3 separate regions of the Mus musculus genome follow, and regions 2 and 3 are each linked to region 1. A link is a loop called in an ENCODE intact Hi-C map of the cell type or tissue named here. Cell type or tissue: left cerebral cortex. All regions are shown on one strand. Each heading gives the region's core, and the rest is flanking DNA. Links, peaks and the distances in the headings are about the cores only.

Region 1 (8,372 bases), core at 165-8,164:
CTGGAACCATCTACAGATCCAGTTAATATAAGTATCAATTTCCATCTCCTTATTTGAATATAGTAATTAGAAATTTAAAGACAAGTTATGGGAAGAAGACGTTAGATTGGTGTTTCCGATTGCAGTGTTAGCATTTGTTTATTTTTGTACTTTCCTTTTGTTTCACACAGACACACTGACACATGGAAACACAGAAACACAACCACACACAAAACCAAACACGCACAAACAAGCACACAGACATACACATATAAACACACGCACCCTCAAACACACACATAAATACATACATGCATACATCAGTTTCTCTGAACTACCTAGGCTGGTTTACTATCTCATGGCCCTTTCTTTATGCCTGAATTCTCCTTTGGAAATTCTTTTATGTAACTAATGCATGATTAGAACCCTCAGAAACGTTAACATTGATAAAAGGTTTTATCTAATCTCTCATTTCTGTTTCATTTTTGTCTGTTGACCCACTGTGAGAGCACTTCCCTCCAGCTTGCCCTGTCTCATCTCTTTAGCTCTCCTCTATTTCTTCTAAGATGGTTTTCTTTTTCAGGCTTCCTTTGTGTTTTAGGACACTGTTTTGAAGTTACACACACACACACACACACACACACACACACACACACACACACAGCTTTCAATTCAACATTTGGACTTCTTTGAAGTTTCCTTTAGAATAGCTTCAGGGGATACACTCCATGCAAATGTACTATGCATGGATTTGTGTCTCTCTCTGGGTCTTTTATCTGGGAGCACTCAATGACCCTATTTGTTGATATTAACACCGATTATCTAATTAAGGTGATCTTGATATTTTTTAATCTTCTTTGCATCTAATAAACAGTAGCATGACATTTTAAGGTCATGTAAATACCTTGATACACAGTAACCTTTTGTATTTAGTATCTGCTGGGGATTTTTACTGAAATGGTCTGAGTTAAAATTGTAAGACTACATTTTTTTCTTTTCAGCTTGACATCCACACTTCCTCTCCCTTATAAGACCTCAGTGTCTCTACCATTCCTCAACCCTGGAAGGTTTTGTTTCTCTAGACTCTTGATTCCTCTGAATGGGGAATAGTCCAAAAATCAAGATCTGAATACAGTGATCCCTCTGTGTCCCTGAACGATACATTTCAAGATCTCTAATGGACAAAATATTGCATAATATCAAATCCCAAGCACACAATTGACCTTTCAGCCAAGATGGCTACTAAAGGACTACTAGGCAGGTAGCTTGCACAATGGGGACACACGCAATTGAGGTATGCTCATTCATTGATGGGACAGGACAGAGTATTACAAAATTTCATAGTAATAGTAATACTATTCTAGGTAGCCTTTGATATAAGTTGTTTATTCCCATAATCTTTCATTCAATATTTCCAGAGTACAGTTGACGAGCTAGGATGAGCCTAACTGTGCTTGGTAGGATTTCTGCTGGTGAAATGACTTCGTTTCTTTTCTTTGTTCATTTAGTAGACAGATTGTGTGTTTGTGTGTATGTGTATTTATGTATGTGTATGTATCTGTGTGGTGTGTGTGTATGTTTGGTGTGTGTATCTGTGTGTGGTGTGTATGTATGTAAGGGTGTATATGTGCATATGTGTATATATCTGTGATGTGTATGTGGGTGTTTATGAATGTGTGGTGTATCTGTGTATGGTGTGTATGTATGTTTGGGTGTATACATGTACGTGTATATGTGTGTATGTGAGCAAAGAGGCACACATATATTCCTATGTAAGCACACATGTTTTAGAAACCCGAGTTCACCGCTACAGAGTTCTCGCTGACCTCCCTCCATGACGTATTTGTATGACATTTCCCACAGTGAGAACTCTGGATCCCTTCAGTATCAGTCTCTACACCCTTACTCAGTCCTTCTAGATGTCTAACTCAGCTATACAGTGTCCTTATCTACTCTCACCACAAGAAATTAGCCTATTCAGTTCTTCCTACATGGAGGTCTGTTAGTCAGACTTCTGATCATCACTTACTTCCGCCTCCGTCAGACCTTCTGATCATCAGTTACTTCCGCTTCCGTCAGTCACCTGATCACCAGTTACTTCCCCTTCCTTCTGTCAACCCCTGCCCCCCATCTTCTGTTACTTCCATTCCCCACCTCTCATTTCCTCCCCTTTGCACCTTTCTCTCCTTTGTCTCTTTTTCACCACACCCACCCTTTTCTTTTCTATCTTCCTTTACCAGGGTTTGTCACTCATCTCAGATGGAATTATTTTCATTTGTCTTCACTTTGTTTTGCGCGTTAGCATTTCTGTCTCCCTGCTCCCCTATTCTTACAGCTTCTGTTTTATTTTTTAATATGAGAGCCATCAACATGTCTTTCAAACTTAAAATATAACAGGGGTTTACTTATAAAAATATTCTCTTACTTTCTCATCTCGTCCCCTGGGAAGTAATTCAACATTATTGTTTCCTGATGTTTCTCTTTCCCCCCTATTTTGTATTGGTTGGTTGTTGTGGTTTTGGTAAAAATAATTCAATTTTCCATGTTTCCTCTTCTCTTCCTGTCCTCCCACAGGAAAGGTACCAGACACTAGTGTGTCTCTGGCCCATACTTCACTCATAGTACTTGTCTCTCTGATGATGTTTCTTCTCGCCTGAGCTACACAAACTTGGCCAAGGAGTTCCCATCCCTCCGTTTCTTCATCTGCAGAATGCGGTCATTCCAAAGAGTCTGTCTTTCTTATCTTTTACTGCAAAAATGTTGGCTGTAGAATAAATTTAGTTTCCTTCTTCTTATCCATTATAAATTTAAATGTGCGCTCGGAGGCGGGAAACAAAGCCTCAAATAGATACCTCGGAGCAGGTGGCACTGAGCCAGGGCTGAGGCAAATCCTTCTGGCGCACAGTAAGCATTTCTCATACTTTCCACGTCTAGACGCTCGGCTCAGCTCTGGCATCCCCCTTTGTCATCTCAGTGTTCTTCTCCATCAGAGATCTGCCCAGCCTAGGACCCAACTCCTGGTGCCTTCTACAGAAGCCTTCATGGTTCAACCAAGCACATCTTCATCTAGGCTGTATTTGGTCTCTAGCTTCCTAAGGGAAAGGCCAATTATGGGAGCCCAAAGCCTTGTAGACATGTTGGCTTTCATGGCTTGAAATATAGAATGGGCTGAGTGCCTAGGAATGGTCCTTGGAGGTGACTCCCAGCTGATGAAGGCAATATCAGTGTAGGAAAAAGGAGAGGGTACCCAAATGTGACATCTCTCCTGACCGCTCCACCCTCCCAAACCCAGGGATGTTTGTGAATTCCCAAGGATGCTGGGAAATTGAGGGGAGCCTATTTGGCACCAGAGAAAAGTGCCCAGGTGTTGTGCTTCATAACTAACCTCAAGTGGTAGCTGAGCATTGTGCTTGGGACATGGAGTCTCCGGGAGCCACACAACCTGGGCATGGGCTTTACTTCTTCGCCCTTCATTTATGAAATAATTTCTCTCAGGAGGTTGTACGGGAGTGTAATCCCAGTGATGAAGAGGAAGAGGCAGAGGATCTCTGGGGGCTCCTTGGCCAGCAAGCTCACTCTTAACTGCCAGCTTCAGGCCAGTGAGAGACCTAGCTCAAAAATCAAAGGCAGTGTCACCTAAGGAAGAGTGACACTCCAGCCATCTTTTTGGCTTCTACATACATGTACACACATGCATATGTACCCACAACACAACACACACGTGCTGCATGCACATAGTCACACACACATAAATATGAATCATTTAGCTCATACTTAATTATTATCACACACACAGTAAGGATGAGTGAGACAGAAATTCCCATCCCTGCTCCCCAAACATTTTTACACATTCAGACATCCCTCCCCTGCCAATCTGGGTATATTTTCTATGAAACAATAAGAAAAAGTGCCAGGATTGCACAAGCTCAGGCAGGACAGAGCCTGCACACAGTGTTGTAAAAGAGGATATTCCCTTTGGCCAGCACACTCTGGGTCAGCTGGTTTCTCTTCACAGAACCCCCGGCGATCTCAGCATCCTCACAGCCGCATCTGTGCAGTCTAATTTGCCTCTGCAAGGTCTGGCTCCCATCCCATCCTTCAGCAAACGGCGACAAAGCTGGCAACATGAGGCACATTCTATAAATATGAAGGAGGAGGAGATGGGGAAGCAGACACCAAGTGTGAGCAGAGGCAGCAGCAGCAGCAGCAGCAGCAGCAGCAGCAGCAGTGGAGGTAGTGGTGCTGATAGCAACCGACTAATAACAAGTGCTGTAGTTTTCCATTGCTGTAACAAAATACCCAAGGCTGGAGGCATAAAGAGAAGAGATATCATGGCTCTCAGTTTTGATGACTGAAGAACATGGCAGCAGGGAGCGTCCACCGGGGCTCATTCCTAAGGTACTCATTCTGTGGACACCGCTTCTAATGAACGTGCAGAGCAGTCTGCATACAATGCCGCTTGGCCTCAGAAGGATCAGAGCTTTGATTTTAAATGTTTTGAAGAAATTATAAGTACATAGGTAAGCAGAATACATTTTAAGTATTCTTTTCAACTCCTCTCTTGCTCTCTCTCTCTTTCTCTCTTTCTCTGTCTCTGTCTATTTGTCTCTGTCTCTCTGTCTTTCTTTATCTGTGTCTCTCTGTTTCTGCCTGTCTCTATTTGTCTCTGTCTCTGTCTCTCTCTGGAGAGTGGTAGTAGCAAATTTGCAGGTCAACAGCGAAGACCCACCTTTTTGAAGACCTCATTTACACGCTTTAATGGAGGAATGAGTTTTAAGCTGATCACTGTGGAGGTTGGGCGATGCTTTAGCATGCCTTCTGCTCTCAAAGAGAACTCCAGTTCAGCTCCCAGAACCCACACTGGGCAGCTCACACCTGCCTGTACGTCCAGCTCCTCAGCCCTCCATGGATATTAGCACTCAGCCGTACACACACGCAGACACGCAATTAAAACTCAGACAAATGCTTCTCTAAAAGATTCTTGGACATACTTTAGAAGTCGAGCTAACCCAGATGAGTTCCCAAACTCAGTATTAAAGGGAGAAAAAATTCTCTCAAATGGGGTGCTTAGGGTGGAAACATTTTATCTTGATTGAGGGCAACTGGAAAACTTCGTAGTTCAAATAAGATAAAATGCAATACAATAAAACGTGGTGAACAGGACAGCAAGTGCTATTCAGAGGATGGCCTCCTGGATGGCTCTAGATCCTAACCAGAGGATGAACTGGCACACCTAGTAATAAGGGAATGGATTAAGGTTTTGTGGTACAAGAGATGCTGAGGGAATAAAGAAACTAGTCAGTGGCTTATCATATCTCATTAGGAAAAAAAAACACATGTAAGCTAGGAACCCTAGTGACTGCCCATTCTGACTAACCGGCTTTGTACATCGCTAGATAAACGCTCTTTGCAGGGAGTGCAGCATCCTGTCAGCGTAGCTAACACCGGGTCGATGCTACCCCTTCTAGGCAGTTGACGGTCTGTCTTCTCAACACTGAGCCAGCACTGAGCGGCTGCAGTTGCTTGTAGCAATTAGTCCCTGTTGAGTGCAAAGACTCTAGTGTTGACTGAACCAATTAAAAGATCAATTAGTGCGACGCGAGTGCTCAGAGAGGTCGTTTGCTATGACAGGGAGTCGCATCTCCATCCGTGTAGAGAGCCTCAAGAAAAATCATCATTTAGGAGGATGGGGTTGTTGTTGTTCCCAACCCTTAGGTCTTTAAAATGTCTGGACACTGGTAATTACGTTGTGGAACCCATTAGTCGGTGGGCTAGTGTGACAAAGGGCCTGTCTTTGACTAAAGTGTATTTTAGTTTTGATTGTGTATACGTGTCTATGGGTGGGTCCGTACACACAAAGGTAGGTGCTCACAGAGGTGGGGGTAGGGGCCATCCCATACTTATGGAAATGGACTTACGTGTGGCTTTGGAACCAAATTTATATCTTCCCGAGGAGCAGTAATCACATAACCACTGGGTGGTCTCTCCAGTCCCAACAAAGGGGCTTCCTGACAATAAGACTCTCATTTATAATCAGTAAACAATAATAATTAGGGGAAAATAATAAAATATCATTAGAGTTTGGATATGTAGTGTTTTGCTTTTTTCTCTGTGCACCCAGAACATTCTTTTTCCCTGTGCCATATTACTTTGGGGTTCTTATTTTTATATTAAAAGAAAAGGAAATAAGAATCTGTTGTTCTAGGTTTCTTCCCCATGTAGGACCTCAGCCTATGTTACCCCATCACCACCACTCCCAGAATTCCAGCTTGCTAAAATGATGACTTTGCTACGATCGTCTCATTAGGTAAAAACATGAGAATTGATTTCACTTGAGTCTTCCAGGAAGGCAGGAGAATCTGAGGCTCGTTGAAAAGCAGCATTCACACTGCTGGGCAAGTTGTGTGTGAGACTCTGGTGGCAAGCCCTTCTTGAGGATGTCAGTTGAGTCAGATGTACTAGAGATGACCCAGGAGACCTTGTTTTCCCAAAGGCCTTTCACACTGAAGACTTCTATAGCTGCTTCTCAGAGGTCCCAGGTGGCCCAAGAACCAAGCGGGGGGGGGGGGGGGGAGGAGAAGTCAAAAGGAAGGACCAGCTGTAACTGATGTCTCAATTTTCTTTCCTCCTTTGCTAGATATTGAACGGGATCCTTATGCGTGCCAGGCAAATTTTCTACCACTAAATCACACCTCGAGTAGTCATTTCCTGCCCCTCAGAATCTGCCCTTAATTGGAAAATTGAGACCTCCCTCCCCTCCTCTTCCCCTCTCCCCTCTCCCTTTTCTTCTCCCTCCCTCCCCGCCCCTCTCCAGTCAAGGTGGGGACAGAGTTTAAAATGATGCTTTTAAACTATAAGGAGCACTGGGCTAAGAGAGGCCCAGGGCAGATTCTTCCTGGCAACCTTGAACAAATCCCACTGACACCTTGGCCTGGAGAGTCCTGGCACCACACAGTTCCACTCCAGTAAATAAGCCCAGGGACAGAATTTTCTCTGTATATTTTCCTGCCTAGCAATGCAGAATGGTACACCACCACGATCTGTTTACCGTAAGAACACTTCAGTGGTTGGAAAGCTCACCTCTTAAACTAATATAAAAGCATCATTATACAAAACAGGAGAACCCAGAAGTGTATCCATACAGCCCTCCCTGTTAAGGAATAGTTTCTTTTCAACAGTCATGATTGACAACTCCACTTGTTTACACGCAGGAGTTCCCACCCACTAGCTCTCACCACTTATAAAACCGAGTATTTTTTGAAGGCCTCTGAAGATGTCTAATAAAACTGCTAAAAAGACCTGTTTGATCTCTGGGCAGCTCTGAGGACAGATAGGGCCCCGTTCCTTCTGGAAAACGCTTTGTTCTTTCAACTCCACTTAAGGAGGCAATAGAGCGGCATCTAATACAGGAGGCTTTCTGACTCTGTAGAACAAAGTCAGGCCAGGTTCTTATCATGAGAAACTGCACCCAAGGATAATCTTCTAGAAGACATAAATAATTCTCCATAATGCACTTGGCTATACTTTGATCTTGTGTGCATTTTCCTTAATAGATGGATATTATCAACCCAGTTTGTGCTTGCATAGGGGTTAGTTTGATGGCACGATGGCGGTGACATTAGAGCCTGAAGATTATGTTTTGGATATAAGCTACTGAAAGGACCAACATAACTTTACAAGTTCCTGAAACATGTGAAATTAGATCCCAGTGCTCCGCACCCCGATTTCAGTATCACTGCCAAGGATTTGGTGTCCTGCACTTAATTTTCTCCCACTTCATTAACTGTCCTCAGACTTTAGAAGAGCCTTTGAAATCTCCGACTTCTATGGTAATATCCAGGTGAGCCACTTTCGGCTTCCTATGCTATAGACTCCACCCCTCTCCCTGTCTCTCCCTTCTTCCCTCTGTGTGTTATACTAGGGGCAGGGGGACGGGGAGGCAGAGGTTAGAACAAGGGAAGTGCAGTGCTGGGATTGAGAGCTAAGATGTCTTGATGCTAGTGTAATCACTAGAGAACTGCGCACAAGAGAAGGTTACAATCAGATTTCAGATTGTGGTGAGGCCATATTGGAAGCCACTAAGCATGCAGTTATGACCTTCACGTGGGATGTGTAGTTGGGGTCAGACTGACCTGTTTAAGGGGCTGCTGAAGTAATAAATCGAGCTAGCCCTGTGTGTCAGGGGGCTAGGGAGACAGGCCTAATAAGATGTGATGAGCTTAAGGCCCACCTGTTAGTCATTGTGCTGATAAAAGCAGGCTGCACAATGTCCTGAGGAAGGCTTTTAAAACACAGTGGCTACTCCAGCTTTTCGAGCCAGAAAAAGAAAACCAGGTGTCATCCACCATTCAGCCCCGGACTTGTCCACCCAAACCATGTGAGTCTCCTTCGTG
Region 2 (8,372 bases), core at 83-8,082, 310 kb before region 1:
AGAGAGGGAAATTACCGAATGCCTCCCCTCCCCCAACACTCACATCCTGTAAGAGGATTTCTGGCGGAGGCAGAGATCTGGATGCTCCTCCCTTCAGGCTGGAGAGGCAGAGAGGAAAACTCACGTTTCTAGAAATGTAGCGTCTGCCACAGTGACAGACATTTCGCTACCACCCACAACAGTGACAGACATCTCGCTACCACCCAGCAGCTGAAGCTCTCCCAAGGGACAGGGTTCTTGCTGGCCTGCTGGCCGCGTGGTACCACTGCCCAACTGTTGTGTTAGAAGGTGGCTTGTATCTGGACAGATCACACCACAGCAGCACAGCTCTATGAGAAGAGATTTACTGGGGAAAGAGGGGGTGAGGAGGAGGAATGAGGGGAACAAAGAAGGGGAGAGGGGTCTGGGGCCCTGCCTTTTATTCAGGCCGGGATGTAACCATGAATATCAGGTGCGCAGGTGAAGTGCGCAGGTGAGGCGCACATTGGGGGGGGGGGGGGGGAATGATGTGTGGCGGTTGCCATGGCAACAGACGCATGAGCGTCCCTGTTGCCTAGGGGTGACCTCATCGCTGGATTCCGAGGCGACCAGTTTCTGATGTCAACACCATTGCTTACCTTTGAGGTCTCTTTAATGTATTGTTATTTTGGCCAGTGGGAATCACTGCTGCTGGCGAAAGCATGGGGCTTCCTGGAGGAGGAGACCTGGTGACCCACAGGCTGTCTGAAATGGTCTGAAAACGAGCAGAAGTTAGGCCGATGTAAGTAGAGTGTTGTAGGCAGAAAGCACAGTCCCCGTCCCCGTGTGGTCGAAGACACAGGACAGTCCTGACTCAGAGGTAGTACGGATCACAAGGAACAGAGGTGGGGGGGGGGGGCACGGGGACGGAACGCCCTTTCTGACTCTCAAGATGGGCTCATCATGTTTGGCTCACGAGGCGCTGAGGTCCTCACTGAACTCAGAGGGAGTTTGAGGGAGTTTGGGCGTCGCTCTAGAGAAGATGGATGACGGTGGAGTGCCGTGTGATGCTGGTGCACAGCCCGCTGCTACCCAGGTAACCACGGTGGCCCTTGAACTCGGTTCCCCTGGACTCTCAGGACTTACTTGGGTGCCGTTCTCTTCTCTCTCAGCTGCCCGTCTAGGCTGAGTGCCGCCCTGAGCCCTGTGTTGGCCTCAGTACTCCATCAGGTCCAGCCCCCGGTCTCCTGCTTCGGTTTGTCTTTGTCCTGTGTTGGGTGTGCTGCTTGGACTCCTTATTCTCTCAGAGCGACCAATTGAGAGGCAAAGAGCAGAATGAGCGAGCGGCTTCCAGCACACTCAGAGTGAACCAGAGGCTGAGGGCACAGCCATTGTCCCTGCCTCCCATGAGGATCTATTTGAGGGGCTGGGCCTCCCTCAATGCCTGGTTTTGATAGGCCAAGAGCCATTGTAAATATATGAAACTGTCACTGGTATAGCCGAGAGGTGGAAAGGGAAGGGCTGGCTAATGGAGAGTCAACTGTGGACATCCAATTCTCCCCTAAAGGCAGGGTTGGGAGGGTGCTGGATGCAACAATGAGGACCTGAATCTAGATTGCCAGAACCAAGGGTAAAAAAACAAAAAAATCAAAAAACAAAACAAAACAAAAAACAAACAACAACAAACGACAACAACAACAGCAAAAAAACCAAAAACCCAAAAACCCAAAAAAGCCTTGCATGTGGCACACACACACACACACACACACACACACACACACACACACACACTTGAAGGGGCTGGAGAGATGGCTCAGTGGTTAAGAGCACTGACTGCTCTTCCAGAGGTCCTGAGTTCAATTCCCAGCAACCACATGGTGGCTCACATCCATCTGTAATGGGATCTGATGCCCTCTTGTGGTGTGTCTGAAGACAGCAACAATGTTCTCACATACATAAAACAAGGAAATCTTAAAAAACAAAAGCAAAACAACAGCAGTAAAACAAACAAAAATTCCCAACTACTTTGGAGGCAGGGAGACAATAGCTCCCCAAGCTGACTTTTTTTCCCCCTTCTCAAACTGTTCAGTTTGTCTGAGGAGGGGCACAAGTGGCCGGAGGCCAACACACCAAGGAGTGCTGACCCCAGCTCCCTGCTTCTGGGAAGCCTTGGAGGAAATCCTTTGGCACCAAGCAAGCAAGCAAACACACACCCAAACAAAACAGCAGGAGAAGCCCCACACCGAAAAGTTTCCACTTGCAAACATGTTTTTGTCACGGCCAAAGGTTTAGGATTGCAACATTTTGGGCGTCTTTGGCCCTAAACTCAAGGACTCTGCAGTTTTCCCAAAGCACCTAAAATAAAGAATTCTCTTTGGCAAAAACAGTATGTTTGTAAACAGAACGGTTTTATTTTTGAGAAACTCGATTCCTGCTTAGATGTAGCAGATTCTGAGTAAAGTCCCTGAGGCGATTTTCCATCTGCCTCCCTCGTTCCAGATTGTCCGTGGCGCAGGTAATGCTCATCTCCTTTCCCGCCTGTGTGTGGTTTTCATTAGCTGGGTGTGTGTCTGGAATGTGTGCCTGTTGGCCAACTGCCGGGTTCCTTCTGATGTTGGAGAGAAAGGTCCACAGATGAAGGAAGCCCTGGATGCTCCCAGACTGGGTTTCTCATGCCAGGACCCTGAGGCTGGAAGCATCCTAGAGGGGTCCGACCTCCTCCACGCATGGCCGGAAGCCTGCTTCACGCAGCAGCAACGTCAAGTCTGACCAGTTTGTTTTCTAGCTGATTCTCTAACACTTCATTGCTGAAGATGAGTTCTATCTTTCTATCCCAGCCACCAACGCATAATCTATTTAACACTCTGTCTCTATCAGCCTTGTTTGAAGGAAGGCGGCAGAGTAGCCAAGGGTCCCTAAATGAATAGACAAGGCCCCCGTTGGAGATGGAGATGTCAACAAACGGTTATTTCTCACCCTGTCCCCATGCCTCCTCTGTCTGTGTTACCTTTGTGTGTATTGTCTATCTGTCTCCCTTGCTATCTATTATCTACCCATCCATTATCTATCTGTCTGTCTGTCTGTCTGTCTACCTACCTAATCCATCCATCCATCCATCCATCCATCCATCCATTATCTATCTATCTATCTATCTATCTATCTATCTATCTATCTATCTATCTATCTATATCTCTGTCTGTCTGTCTACCTACCTCATCCATCCATCCATCCATCCATCCATCCATCCATCCATCTATTATCTATCTATCTATCTATCCTATCTATCTATCTATCTATCTATCTATCTATCTATCTATCTATCTATCATCTATTTATCTATCTATCTTTGTGTCTGCCTACCTACCTAATCCATCCATCCATCCATCCATCCATCCATCCATTATCTATCTATCTATCTATCTATCTATCTATCTATCTATCTATCTATCTATCATCTATCTGTGTCTGTCTGTCTGTCTGTCTACCTAATCCATCCATCCATCTATCATCCATCCATCTATCATCTATCTATCATCTATATGTATCTATCCTATCTATCTATCTATCTATCATCTAGCTATATCTATCATCTATCATCTATCTTTCATCTATCTATATCTATAGTCACCTATATCATCTACCATAACTATTATCTATTTACCTATCGTATGTATGTATGTATGTATGTATGTATGTATGTATGTATCTATCTATCTATCTATCTATCACCAATCTATCTCTATCTGCCATTATCCATCTCTATTTAGGAGAGAGAAGGAGTTATGGGAAATAACTTAGAGAATTTGCTCTCTCAATTAGGGAGCCTAGGAGAGGCTGTGATACACAGATAGAGGGCCAGGGAAGTCAGTTGTATGACAATCACAAGTTCAGAGGTTCCGGAGACCTGCAGAGGTGTGGATGGTATAACTGTCAGTCTGAGGCTGAGAGCCCTGTCCTAGAGCCCTGGAGTCTCTGGTGTGAATCCTGAAGTTCACAGCCCATAGTCCTGATATCTTGGGGCAGAGGATAGCCCAAATGGCACCTTCCCACCTCTTGTTCCATTTGGGACATGACGACTGCATAAAGTCCACCCACACTGAGGGCAAGCCGGCTCCACCCAAGCTATGAAATCAGGGAAGTCTTCTGGAACTTTCTCACAGACTGGCAGCTCAGTGATTCCTACGGGATGCCAGACACTGGGGCCTTCCCTCAGCACAAGAGAAAAGGCTCAGAGCCCACAAAGCAGGGGTGGGGGTGGGGGGCTACATATCAGTGATAGAGCTAAAGAATAATCATGCTTTATCCATCATCAGACTTCCTTAATCCAGCTAAGCTGGTGTTCCAAGAACTCACTACCACATTCCCATATACTCTTATCTAAAAGACTAAGATATGACATAATGCATGTATATACACTGTATGATGTGTGTGTATATCACATGTACATACTATGTGTATTTAAAACTCAACAGTTGACCCATCCTGGGTATTTTATTTAAAAGGAATGTTCTGCAGTCTAGTTGTGTCTATTTTCCTTTACTTAGCATGGTTCATGCACCTGTCAATCATGCCAAAACAAGTCTCCAACTCCTTTGTTCATCTGGGTCCAGTAGACCTTGGAAGGAAATGGGGTAGAGAGGCGTCAAAATGCCTCTGCCCCTTTCATCTTGTCAAGGGGCCCAGAGGTCTCCTAGGGTAACAGTGGCAGCAGGATGGCATCTTAAAGACTCAGGAGTGACCAGTCAGGACACAGTGTTAGTTATAGTTGCACTAAGTTCTTTATAAGCACACACACCAATGATTTGCATATGGCTTTTTTTTTTTTCATTTATTAGTGCTATCATTCCCACTGGCTGTGCTTTTTGTAGCTATTTTCATTTTTAAAATCAAACTGTATTTTAAGAACCTCTTCTAAAAGTGAAGGACTTTCTCCTCCTGGATCTAGAACCTTGCGTCTGCTAAGCTTTAGTAGCTGAGTCTGTACTGAGCAGATCCTGGGTGATCTCAGGCAGAGGTTACTGTATCAGCAATTCTTTGTGGCCACTAGGTGGCGCTCATGCGCTATTGCAAGTGGCTGCCGCGCTGCAAAAGTTACTTGGCAAAACTAATTGCCTTCCTTGTAGGTAAACTGGTCCTGTGAGCTGCAAGTGCCTCTTGGGTTATAGATTTCTCAGCCCCCTTCTCTTTCCTTAACTGCCTTCAAGAGTTTTCTTGACTACGGCCTCCTGGCTAAGCATCTAGAGTTAGGTCAAGTGCAAATACTGACTCTTATCATTGGCTGTTCTACGGCCTTGGGATTTGACTTAGCTTCAGTTTTCTCAGCCATAAAACAAGATGAAGAGTTCTACAGTTCAGCAGAGAGTGAGTAGCTCTGTGTTCAAGCACTCAGCATCCTGTGTGTTGGCATCTGCTGTTTTGTCATTTGTTACGGCCTCAGGGATCTCAGAGACGCTGGCTTAAGGACCTGTATTACCAGAATTGCCCAAAGATCTCCATACGAAGTTTCTGAGATCTGCATGCAGACCTTCCATTTCTGAACTTTTGGTGTGGGACCAGGGACTGGATGCCCAGGAGACGACCTGTTGATCTTGAGACTTCCCAGTCTCTACTGAATAAAGCAAATATTTGCCCTTTATAGGTTTATCCAGCTTCTGGTATTTAGTTATAGCCACAAAACAAACATAAGCTATCATAGCCTCCATCTGACAATGGATGCTGCTGGGGCTGCCCAGCTGTGTGGCTTTGCGGTCACTGAGTGACTGGCCATGGCTGGGTGTTCCACCTCTTCCAGTTGCCACGAGCAGGCTTGGAGTCTTTCTCTTTAGTGCTCTATAGCCCTTGCCACAACTTTCCAGTTTCTACGATCTCCCACCATGCCGCCGACTTGCCACGTTTCTCTAATACCTATTTATTTTTAGAAAGGAAGGAAGTGTGTCTCTGTTCATGTACGTTTGAATACAGGAAACCGCCATCAGGAATGTGCACCGACAGGACCCATCCTCTTCTCCCACACTGGTATACCAGAATTCTGTTCTTGGTTGTCGTAGTCCTACAGCAGATCCCCCAAACTCCACAGTTCTTGTGCTGGCTTCACCGCGATACTTTCTATCACGAGGGCCGCTGGATCACAGGGAGGAGCTACTGGGGCCGGCCACTTGCCCTGTAGCCTGGACCTTCTGTGGACCCTTTCCACTCTTTCCTCTCCCATCCGAACTGGCATCTTCTGTATTGTTATCGGGTTATAGGGTATGAAAAGTGTTCCCTGCTGGGAAGTCAGTGTCTCTCAGACCCCAAAGGAATCGACTAGGTGTGGTACATCCTCTGTCTAGGAAGACCAAGAGGCAGTAATTTGTTCTTCCCCTTGGCTAAGGTGCCCCAGCATGCCCTGGAACCCAGACCTTTTATAAGTGATGGCTGGGCTCTCAAATCCCCAGCAACATTACTTTTTTTATTGCACGAGTGTGACTTACCATTTTTGCCACGTCTGGTTCACATGATATCTTCTCCAGGCTGCCATTCTTCAGTGGCTCAGCTGGGTCTTGTCTCCTCAGACTATATTATGACAGGGGGCAGGGAGGGTATTAACACAGCCCTGGATCAACACTGTAAGGGAATACTATTGTCTCTTCTGAGCAAATATGATGGTCCCTGACCCTTGTTTTTGGCAGAGATGAAAAGAACTTGCTCCCCCAGATCAAAGGCTGCACGCCATGTACCTGAGCCTGTGATCTGTGAGGACGGAGCGTCTGGCAGGAGGCCTTGCAGCAGCTGGGGGCTACTTGTCTCAGTGGACACTATATGATCTCCCAGGACCCATCTGTTTCCCATAGGGAGTGAGCAGACTGTTTAATCAAGAAGTGGTTGGGTAGGGGCTGCCTGTGTGCAGCCTTGATGCTAGGGATTATTCTACACTTTACAGATTCTGATTCCTGCCCCTGCCCCTGCCCCTGCCCCTGGCCCTGGCCCTGCCCCTGCCCCTGCCCCTGCCCCAGGATGGGAAATTATTATGGCTTGGGCTAGAAGTGTTCTAAATAAAACCTTCCCCAAGCCCTGTTCACACACCAGAACACACCAGAAAACCCAGTGTGGGTATTTACCACTGTCCAATATGTATGTTGCTAGAAAACATCAGACACCTGGGGAAGCAGGTGGGTTCCTTAGCTGGTGGACCCAGCAGGCATCAGCCCTCGTCTTGTTGGATAAGAGTGATGACGAAGGAACGGTGGCTCGTGTATAAAGAGAGATTGTCAGGTTTTTAGGATCACTGTCTGCCATTTTGGGTCGGAAAACTTATTTAGGCCTGGAAATTGGACTAAGAACCCTCAAAAATGTGACCCTTATGTATCAATAGTCTTTAAAGAGGTGGTCACATTAAACTGAGGCCATTAATGGAGACCCTTATCTGAAGAGTTGATCACCCAGAAGCCAAGGAGAAACTAGTCCTGCTGACATCTTGTGAGATGGTTAATTTTGTGCCTATTTAGTTGGATGAAGACATGACCGCACAGCTGGTAGAACCTTTCCAGCATATCTACAGGAGGGTAGCATTTGGACAGACTGAAAGAGCTCGCATCAATCCCCACAGGCACCACCCAGTCCACTGAGGGTCCAACAGATGAAATGCTGACTCCCTCTTATCTTTCTGTGAGTGGGGACACCCATCTTTTCCCACCCTCAGACACTGGATCCTCCATATCCGAGTTGCAGTCTAGATTGCATACTGGCAATTACTGCCTTGTGCTGCCTCCCACCCCCATATTATGAGATCCTGTCTTCACAGCCAATCGCCGTGCACACATTGCTCTATGTGGGTTCTGCTTAGCTGAGAACCCTGGCTAATCCACTTGACCTTGGGCTTGTAGCCTCTAGGACCATGAGATGATTAAGCCACTTCATATGGCAGCTCACGTGTGTCAGACCAGATGACACCACCCTGCCAACCTTCTTTCCTGTTGTGTCTTATCATGGAATACCCAAGACTGTGTTTATAAAGAACAGAGGTGTCTTCATATCCCTAGAGGCTGGGATGTCTAAGGACCAAGAGAGCTCGCATCTGACCCAGGCCTCGGTACTTTGTATTGTATGGGGGAAGCTTAATCGGAGTGCGAGTTGGAAGGAGAAGAGGTGCTTAAACTCGCTTCCATCACAAAGCTACTTCCTTAAAGAAGGTTCAGCCTCTTTGAGGCCCTGCAGACAGAGTCCCGGGACACTAACACCTTCAGGTCAACTTCCCAATGCCTGAAGGACAAGGTTTCTGAAACAGGAACCTTATGGGATGTGTTAAACCACAGCGGTGGGCCCCATCCTCACCCTTTTCTGCTGTATGAATGCAGGAAGGCCTTTCCCTTCGGTGACCAGGAGGCCTCTGGGTTTGACCCATGGCGATGTGCTCAGCCTATGTCACCCTCTGTCAC
Region 3 (8,372 bases), core at 104-8,103, 150 kb before region 1:
GGGGTCACCGATCAGATGTCCTGCATATCAGATATTTACATTACAATTCATAACACTACCAAAGTTACAGTTATGAAGCAACAACAAAATAATTTTACGGCTGGAATTACTACACCATGAGAAACTGTATTAAAGGGTCGGTCGCAGCATTTGGAAGCTCGGGAACCAGACTGCTTTAAATAAAGCAAAATTGGGAAACCAGTCAGACGTGAATGCAGGGAGAACATTTACACCCCGTCCCCAAACTTGGTATTAGAGATGTTTTAGGAAATTCAGTCTGATGATTTTGTGGTCATGTCTCTCTTTCTCCCTGTTTGTCTTAAATCCCATTTCTTCAACGGTTCATGAAATTCACATTATTTATCGGTTCTTTGTAGTTTATTTTCTAGTTGCCTGTGAATATTTTCAGCAACTCACCAACATAACCTTCTTTTCATTCTTGTGAAGAGCATCCATATTTGGCAAAAGTGTGAGGATCTGATATCTTAGTAAAGGAGAGCAGGTCTTTCTCAAGTTCCTGCGGTTGAATGACGGTTAAGGGTCATCAGCTGACCAACAGGACCACAGGAGTCTCTCTGAAGCGATTTGTGAGGCTCCCTCCTTGTGTATCAATTCGACTCGTCTTTAAGTGTTCTTGTTCAAAAGTGAACAGTGAGTGTTCACATTTGAGGGCACTTAATAACAAACAAGCAAGCAAATGTCTTTCTTTCCCCTGCTGTGCCTTTCTCCTGCTTTGATTTAGAAAGGATTTAAAGCTATGAGGGAACAAGTCCCTGTTTTCCTTCGATAAATGTTAAAATTTTGATTTTAGAATACAACTAGAATTTGTTTGTCATTGTCACTGGCAAAGAGCAAACTTATTCATTGAGTAGGGTAGTCGTACTTAGAACAGTGTGTCTTTCCCTTGCAACTTTGTATCAGCCCTTCTGTTGCCCATGAACCTGGCATGTGCAGATGTGCAATGCACACATCAATCCTCCCTGGTCTCCCCCATTTCTTCACTCTGGCAAGTCCTGAGCTTCTGGAATTCTCTCTGTAAACTATTTCTTGCTTTCTAGTGGTTTGTCAGTTATTCCTTTTCCTGCCTTGTTGCGTCGGTTAGGTACGTAGGTGCTGCAGTGGGAGCCGGTGTCTTTTGTCATGTCTCAGACTTGGGATTCTCCCTTTAAGGTGGCACTATTGATTCCCTATTATAGGGTTCTGTACCCTGCACATTTTCATGAATTTGGTTTTCCTGTCATGCTTCCAGCTGTCAAGTTTTACCCTTGTAGCCCTCTCCCCTCAATGTTCTATTTCAGGTTTCCTATACATTTTTTCTTATATAATAATCTGTGAATGTTATTTCCTAATATTACTCTGTTATCTATCCTGAGGAGTTTATACATAGACAGCATGTATTGAGTGCCTAGTCATCAATGATATTTTACTTGTGGTTTTTGCATTAATAACTAATCTACATATAGATGAACCAGTAATAGTTTTCTAATGTCTTTGTCTAGTCTATGGGCTACACTCACCATGTAAATAGAAAGAAGGGTTTTCTCTGGGTTGCTTTGTATGAACATGGAAAATGTGTGGATTAGACCTGTAACTTCATGTGGCCTTTCACAGTTTAGCTCCCAATTCTCCAGTAGATGGGCAGGGGTATTGTCAGCTGAGGCTTGGTTTTTATTTTAATTTCCATCTTTGGGATTGAGGCTAGGGCCAGAGGAACCTATATTCCTGCCTTTTAGCTAACCTCGGGGTCTATTTGGCCTTGGCCTTAAGCACTGTTAGGTCCAATCAAACAGCAGTTCCCTGACCATCACCTTGCTTTGCTGAGAGAATTTTAAGAAACAGATGGAAAAGACCATATTTTAAAAAGCACAGAGATTGGAACCTCTCTGCTGTTTCTGGCCCAAATGAGGAAACTCCCAAGGCTCCTGCCATGGTAAGAAACCACAGTTAACAATGGTGAATAAAACCACATCTTAATTTCTCCCCGAATTTCCATTTTACAGAGAATTTGGGGGAAAAAAATCAATCTTCAGAGGCTGTGGAAAAACACAAAGTTGTGTATTTATTTTATTTTATTTTTTATCTTGGAAAAATGTCTGTATCATAATAAAGTCTCTCAAGACACCAGCTTGAGTCACGTCCCTCTGAGTTGGCACATCCAGCAGCAGGCCTTGGGTGTCGCAGGCCCTCAATAAGTGATTGTGTATCGAAGATGTTTGCTCTCCTCAAAACCAGTCGCCACAAATCAGCATCAAGTCAGGCCAGGCAAGAAACATTCTATTTTTAGTAGAGATGGCTCATTATGTTTGTCTGTGTCACTGAAACGTCTTAAATGAAAGAACAAACAAGCAAACAAACAAGCAAGCAGAATGATCATAGGTGGGGACGCTTGTTTTGGACATTAGCTCCACCCCTGGTGTAAATATGTTACTTTGTAACATAATGTGAAGATTCTCCTTAAGTACTGAGTTGAGTGGCCACCACTGCCTGCATTTCTTACCTCAGCCTAGTGGTGTCATTCTCAGATTAATCTGAGAAGCATCGGAAGCAGGGGAAGTTAGCCTCCAGACTCTGCCTCTCCGCTTTCTTCCTTTAAGTGTGTGTGGGGGGGGGGTGCGGGGGGGGGATGGGATGGGGGAGGGGGGAGGGGTGTGATTCTGCAGGCAGCACCACACAATTTTTTTCTCATCTGCATCTTTAGAAATGACAGGTGACTGGGGGAATCTCAGTGGAATTTAGCGAACCAGGTCCATGCAGCCTGCAGAAACGGTGTCTTCACTTCTGTATGGCTGTGGGGTCGTCACGGCCACTTGTCTACCATGAAGAGGTAGGAAAACCCTTTGGACTTCAACTGAGATGCCAGTCCCATGGCCAGCTATCTCCTTGTATGTCCCTTTCAACTGAAAAAGACATCATGTGATAACAGTTTTTATTTTTTTCCTGTTAATTATATTTTCCCTCCATTTGTAACAGCAATGAATACACTTAGAGAGATGGACTCTTTTGTGCTACAACAAACAAGCAAGGACATAAAGTAAACAAATGTTTCATAAGAGATAAGCAAAAGCTGCAATTATTACCATATGTAGTCGGTTTGTCTATCACCTGTCTGCATATCACCTATCTGTCTGTCTGTCTGTCTATCTATGCATCTATAAATCTATCTATCTATCATACATCTATCTATGTATCTATCCAAACACAGAGGAGGGAAGAAAGGGGAGAAGGGAGAGGGAGGGAGGGAGGAGAGAGAGAGAGAGAGAGAGAGAGAGAGAGAGAGAGAGAGAGAGAGAGAGAGAGAGAGAGAGAGAGAGAGAGAGAGAATCCTTTAGGAGAAAGGATTTGTCACATTCTGTGTTTGTAAGCAACTTTACTATTGTAGACAGTCAGTGTATTATCACGATGGCCCCTGGTGTATGTGCCATTACTGAGTATTTGGGGGGTGGGTTCAGGTTCTAGTTCTGTAGCCCCAAGTCCTTGGAGCACCATTTCTTAAAGCATTCTGTTTTAATCGTGTTCTTATGTGATTCATAGAGTGAAGTAAAGTTTTAAGGTAAATCTTATTAGGATGTGACTATTCTAATTTGAACCAAACAGAAATTCAGTTCCCGAACTTCTCTGGTATGCGCTCAGCAGGAGACCTGTGAAGTGAGCAAGACCTCTGCCCCTCCCTCTGACAGGCGACAGGCCTTCCCTGGTGTCAAGGTTGCTGGTGGAGGAAATGAAACCAGGACAACAGGGACAAAGATCATATAGCTACAGAACAGCAAGAAACTTGAAGAATCCGTGGCTTGAGTCTCCCTTTCCTCAAGGCTTCCAGTGGGTCTCGCGGCTTGGTCCAGGCAGTTGATGGGGTGGAATGCTGAGTGTGGGGGAGACTAAGTCTAATACAACGGGCAGCGAGCATGCCTGTGTGTCCTCCAGGGGGAGACATTTCTCTTTCTCCCATGGCTGTGTGTTACCCAAAGCTAAGGTGGTCAGTGACACATTTGCAAGGCATGTCTCTGGGACACAGAGCAGAACAGGCTTGCAGAGCAGCTGCCCTCTGTGAGACTGAAGACCGAACGACTGTCTGTTTGCCCTCCAGTCCACACTGTCTAGAGGCCAACTGCTGCTCCTGGCCAGCAGCGCCTCAGGCCTTCCCATCACCACCCCAGAGAAAACCGTCAGAAGAGCATTGGCAGTTGTATGTTCTTACAGGAGGCCTGGAGTGTCCTGTAGGGACCACCGTAGGGACAATAAGAGCCAGGGACATAGCCTGGCACTTGAAAGATCTGCCACACTGCCCAGTTTGATTTTACGTTTCTCCCTTTCAGCCACTGTTTAGCTGTTCAGTTTACTAGAAATGTCTGTAGTTCTTAAGTGGCTGGTGGCCATTTTTCAAGGACTTTCTTTCTTGGTGTCATTCCTCTTAAAGAATGAACTGCGCAACCACATGCGTCTAGGAGGGTGGGCGAGAGAAAGGAGCAGGCACAGGATTCAAAGAAGTCAATTTAGCTACTTATTAACCGTGCCTGGAAATGTGAAGAGGAAAAGGTGGGAACTAATGACTCCAATGGGTGTTTGAAAAGAACTGGCTCTTTTGTTCCCAGCTCCGTGAACCCTCTCTTTGGAGAACCCAGAGCTGGTCCTCAGTCAATGAGTGTGGCAAGGATCATTTCAAGAACAAATTGAGGAAACGTAGGCACGGGTCTTTCATCGCCTTTTCGCGGTGATTAGATTTATTTACCTCCCTTGCTGGCCCCTTCTCTTTCATGCTTTCCAACCGCTTTAAAATCAAGAGTGAAAAATGAAACCGAGTTCCGGCTTTTAAGAAAATGAGAGAGGGTGGGGGCTGGGCTGGCTGACAGGTGCACACTTCCTGGGAGCCAGAGAATAGCAAGAAGTTTAAGAAAAGAACTGTGTGACCATAGCTGGCCTTGCCTGGGAGAAAGTCACTAATTGAAAGTCTGGCCAACGTTAAATGTGCTGGTGAAGTGCACTGATTTATTGGGACCAGTGTGGGGGAAAGGTCTGTGGAGCAAATTGAAAGAACAAACAGGGAAACGGTGTGTTTTCCTCGCCGAGAGATAGCTCCAAACGTTTGTAAAAATCACTTTGTATTTCAATCCCCCTGCAAAACGGTGAAAAGTTCTGGTTCCTAACTTCTAAGAGTTACTGTGAAAACCCTTACAACATCCCTAAGGTGTTCCTTCCTTGCGTGGGATCCTGTCATCCTCGTGACCGTGTGAGTTCGGGGGGAAGCAGAATTTTGTGAAAATGTTTCTCTACTTTAGACTTTTCTACAACTTTCTACCCAATTAGAGGATGTTAGTGGGGTTTGCTGCGTAGTGTGCTGGTATTTTGTGACTCGCAGGCGCTGATCTGTTTCCCTGGCTGTCTCACAGTTCATGAAGAAGTCTGCTCTAAAAAATGGCTTCTCACCATTCTGAGGGCCATCCCATCCCATCCCATCCCATCCCCCCCACCCCATCCCACCCCACCCCACCCCATCCCATCCCATCCCACCCCATCCCACCCCACTCCATCCCATCCCATCCCACCCCACCCTACCCCATCCCACCCCACCCCACCCCATCCCATCCCACCCCACCCTACCCCATCCCGTCCCATCCCATCTCACCCCACCCTACCCCATCCCACCCCACCCCACCCCATCCCATCCCACCCCACCCTACCCCATCCCATCCCACCCCACCCCATCCCATCCCACCCCACCCTACCCCATCCCATCCCATCCCATCCCATCCCCCCCACCCCATCCCACCCCACCCCACCCCATCCCATCCCATCCCACCCCATCCCACCCCACCCTATCCCATCCCATCCCATCCCATCCCATCCCACCCCATCCCACCCACCCCATCCCATCCCCTCTTCATCCTTCTCTACTGGGTTCTCAAGGCTTGCCCTGAGTCAGTTATGGGTATGCAGCATTTACATTGCCATTATCAGTGACAACATGCAGGGACCTTAGTGGCACTTGGGAGTTAGAATGCCTTCATCTTGGAGATGAGGAGACACAGGTCCACAGAGGTAAAGAGAAGCATCCAAGGCCTCGACGTGTTTATTTCATTGATTTCTAGAATCAAAAGTTATGAATCCCTTACTCCGAGGCTGCAAGACTCATTCAGTGTAGTACATCACAGAGTGGGAGGGAGGAGGGGGAGGGCTGCACAGAGTGAATGAGAAGTGTATGTGTAGCCACAGCTTGCTATTCAGGAATCTTTTCTCTGTGTTAAAAACGTCATCAAATTAGAAGTATAAGCATGCATCTTTGTCCTATTCGAGAAGCCTGACTTGCTGTCACTAGAAGTCATATTTGTCAGAAAATGGGCATCAACTTTTAGGACAAGATTTATTTCTGGTATTTCTCTCTTTCTCTCTTGCACATGTATGTGTGTTGTGTGTGCATATGCACATATGTATGGGCACATGCATAACAGTGTGTAGGTATATGCGTGTACATGCAAGTACACATGTGAAAGCCAGAGGTTGAGGCTGGTGTTTTCCACTATTAACTTTATCTTTTGAGAAACATTTGTCCCTGAACCCAGAGCTCACCGGGCTGTGGCCTGACACTGCACCCCTCCCTCCCTCCCCCTCCCTCAGCTGTGACAGGGTTGCAGACACCTGTGCCTGGCTCCCTACGTACATGCTGGGGTTCCAAGTGTTTATACGGCAGGTACTTTATGCCTTCTGCACCATCTCTCTCATTTCTACCCTGCTCTTACAGTCAGGTCTCTCATTGGCTGGGAGCCTGCCGATTTGATAAGGCTGGCTGACCAGTGAGCTCCAGGGATCTGCCTGCTCTGCTTCCACAGTGCTGGTGCCCAGAGCGTGGGCCATCGTGCCACATGGGTTCAGGGGATTGAACTCATGTCCTTCTGTGTGCCAAGCACTTCAGATATTGAGCTGTCTCCCAGCTGTGCTATCATGATCTTAAAATAGTGTTGCATTAGTACAGTTTTATAGCACTCACTAATGTGACAATGTATATTTTATCTCTAAATTGACTGATAAGTACTGATTTAGACAGCCTGTGATGCAGTGTCCTACATACCTACATCTTCCTACCTGTGTCTGAAAATAAATGCTTGTGTCTTGAGTCCATCTAATGGCACGCTATGTTGACTTTGAGTTGTGACTCTGGGTACATTGGAGATGTTCACTCTATACGCTCATGGGAAAGTTTGAGGGAAACCAGGAAGATACTGTAGGTAAATACCTCTTTAGTCCTCCCACAACTGAATAAAAGATTTTTACTGAATACCAAGCTCCCAAACAAACTTGAATACAGTCTTTCTTTCTTTCTTTCTTTCTTTCTTTCTTTCTTTCTTTCTTTCTTTCTTTCTTTCTTTCTTTCTTTCTTTCTTTCTTTCTTTCCTTCTCTCTCTCTCTCTCTGTCTCTCTCTCTCTCTGTCTCTCTCTCTCTCTCTCTCTGTCTCTCTCTCTCCCTCTCTCCCTCTCTCCCTCTCTCCCTCCCCCCCCCTCTCTTTCTTTGGTGGTGTTGTAGATGGATACCTAGTGTTCACACACATGCCAGGCAAATGCTCTACCACTGAGCTATATCCCCACACCCCAGCCCTTAGAGCCACTCTTTGCAGAAGCATGTAACTATAAGTTAAAGTATGCCCCTTAAAAATACCAATAAAATGTAATGAAACTATTATATTTTAAGTAGCAGCAAAGCACTGTTTTTTTCTAGGAATAAAAATGGAAAGCTATAAGCAGCACTTAGGAAGGAGAGTGTGGGACTCTGATTAAAGAACACGAAAAACCAGAAGCTTGAGCAGGGGAATAGCTCATGATGTCAAGGAGATTCTGGCGTGTTGTAATCCATCATATGAAGATGCCAGGGTGCTGGGCAGTGGTGGCGCATGCCTTTAATCCCAGCACTTGGGAGGCAGAGGCAGGTGGAGTTCCAGGACAGACAGGACTACACAGAGAAACCCTGAGATGTCAGAGCAAAATCTGAGCCCAGTTCCAGAGTCCCTATTATCTATCTGAAGCTTGAAAACAACACTAATTCATTTGGGGAAAAAAAACTATAAGAGAGTAGTCAAGACTGCTCTAAAGTCACAATGAGATGTGAGGAGACAGTGACAGGGAGCACGGGCGAACCACATTTTAAATGGTTTTAACATTATCTGCAGTGTTGGATAATTATCCATCTGAACCTGGATAATGAATGTACACATTTGTTATATAGGGTACTCCAGAAATCACTCAAGACTTAAAGGGAATGCAAATATATAGAACCTTATATACACAAATGTGGCATTCCATCCATAAATTAAAAAATAATTCAATAAATCATGCCCATATGATTTACTTCTATTTGGATAAAAAAAAAAAAAAAAAAAAACTACAGT

What was found. Hi-C counts contacts between places; a loop is a spot of excess contacts. Peaks named below come from ENCODE experiments on the same cell type or tissue, not always from the same donor. Only the 100,000 strongest peaks of a DNase experiment are listed, where the experiment ranks them.
Region 2: it touches region 1 in a loop (2.7-fold over the local background); 8 of 42 quality-filtered maps call a loop at or near these places.
Region 3: it touches region 1 in a loop (2.3-fold over the local background); 4 of 42 quality-filtered maps call a loop at or near these places.

What each region holds. Positions count from the first base shown.
Region 1 is chr16:93,137,862-93,146,233 of GRCm38, reverse strand. No RefSeq gene overlaps it. Among named protein-coding and RNA genes, the nearest start is that of Gm30474, 10 kb to the right of the region's middle. In left cerebral cortex, for the core only: no CTCF peak of the experiment used is centred there; DNase peaks (open chromatin) are centred at 2,840 and 4,039; H3K27ac peaks cover 288 bases.
Region 2 is chr16:93,451,081-93,459,452 of GRCm38, reverse strand. 1700029J03Rik (RIKEN cDNA 1700029J03 gene) reads left to right here and starts at 581. Exons shown (of 3, transcript NR_040494.1): 1 at 581-760. In left cerebral cortex, for the core only: CTCF peaks have their summits at 1,894 (motif pointing left) and 4,993 (motif pointing right); DNase peaks (open chromatin) are centred at 102, 2,209, 2,503 and 5,016.
Region 3 is chr16:93,288,768-93,297,139 of GRCm38, reverse strand. No RefSeq gene overlaps it. Among named protein-coding and RNA genes, the nearest start is that of Gm30588, 31 kb to the right of the region's middle. In left cerebral cortex, for the core only: CTCF peaks have their summits at 2,471 and 3,909 (motif pointing right); DNase peaks (open chromatin) are centred at 2,477, 3,924 and 6,166.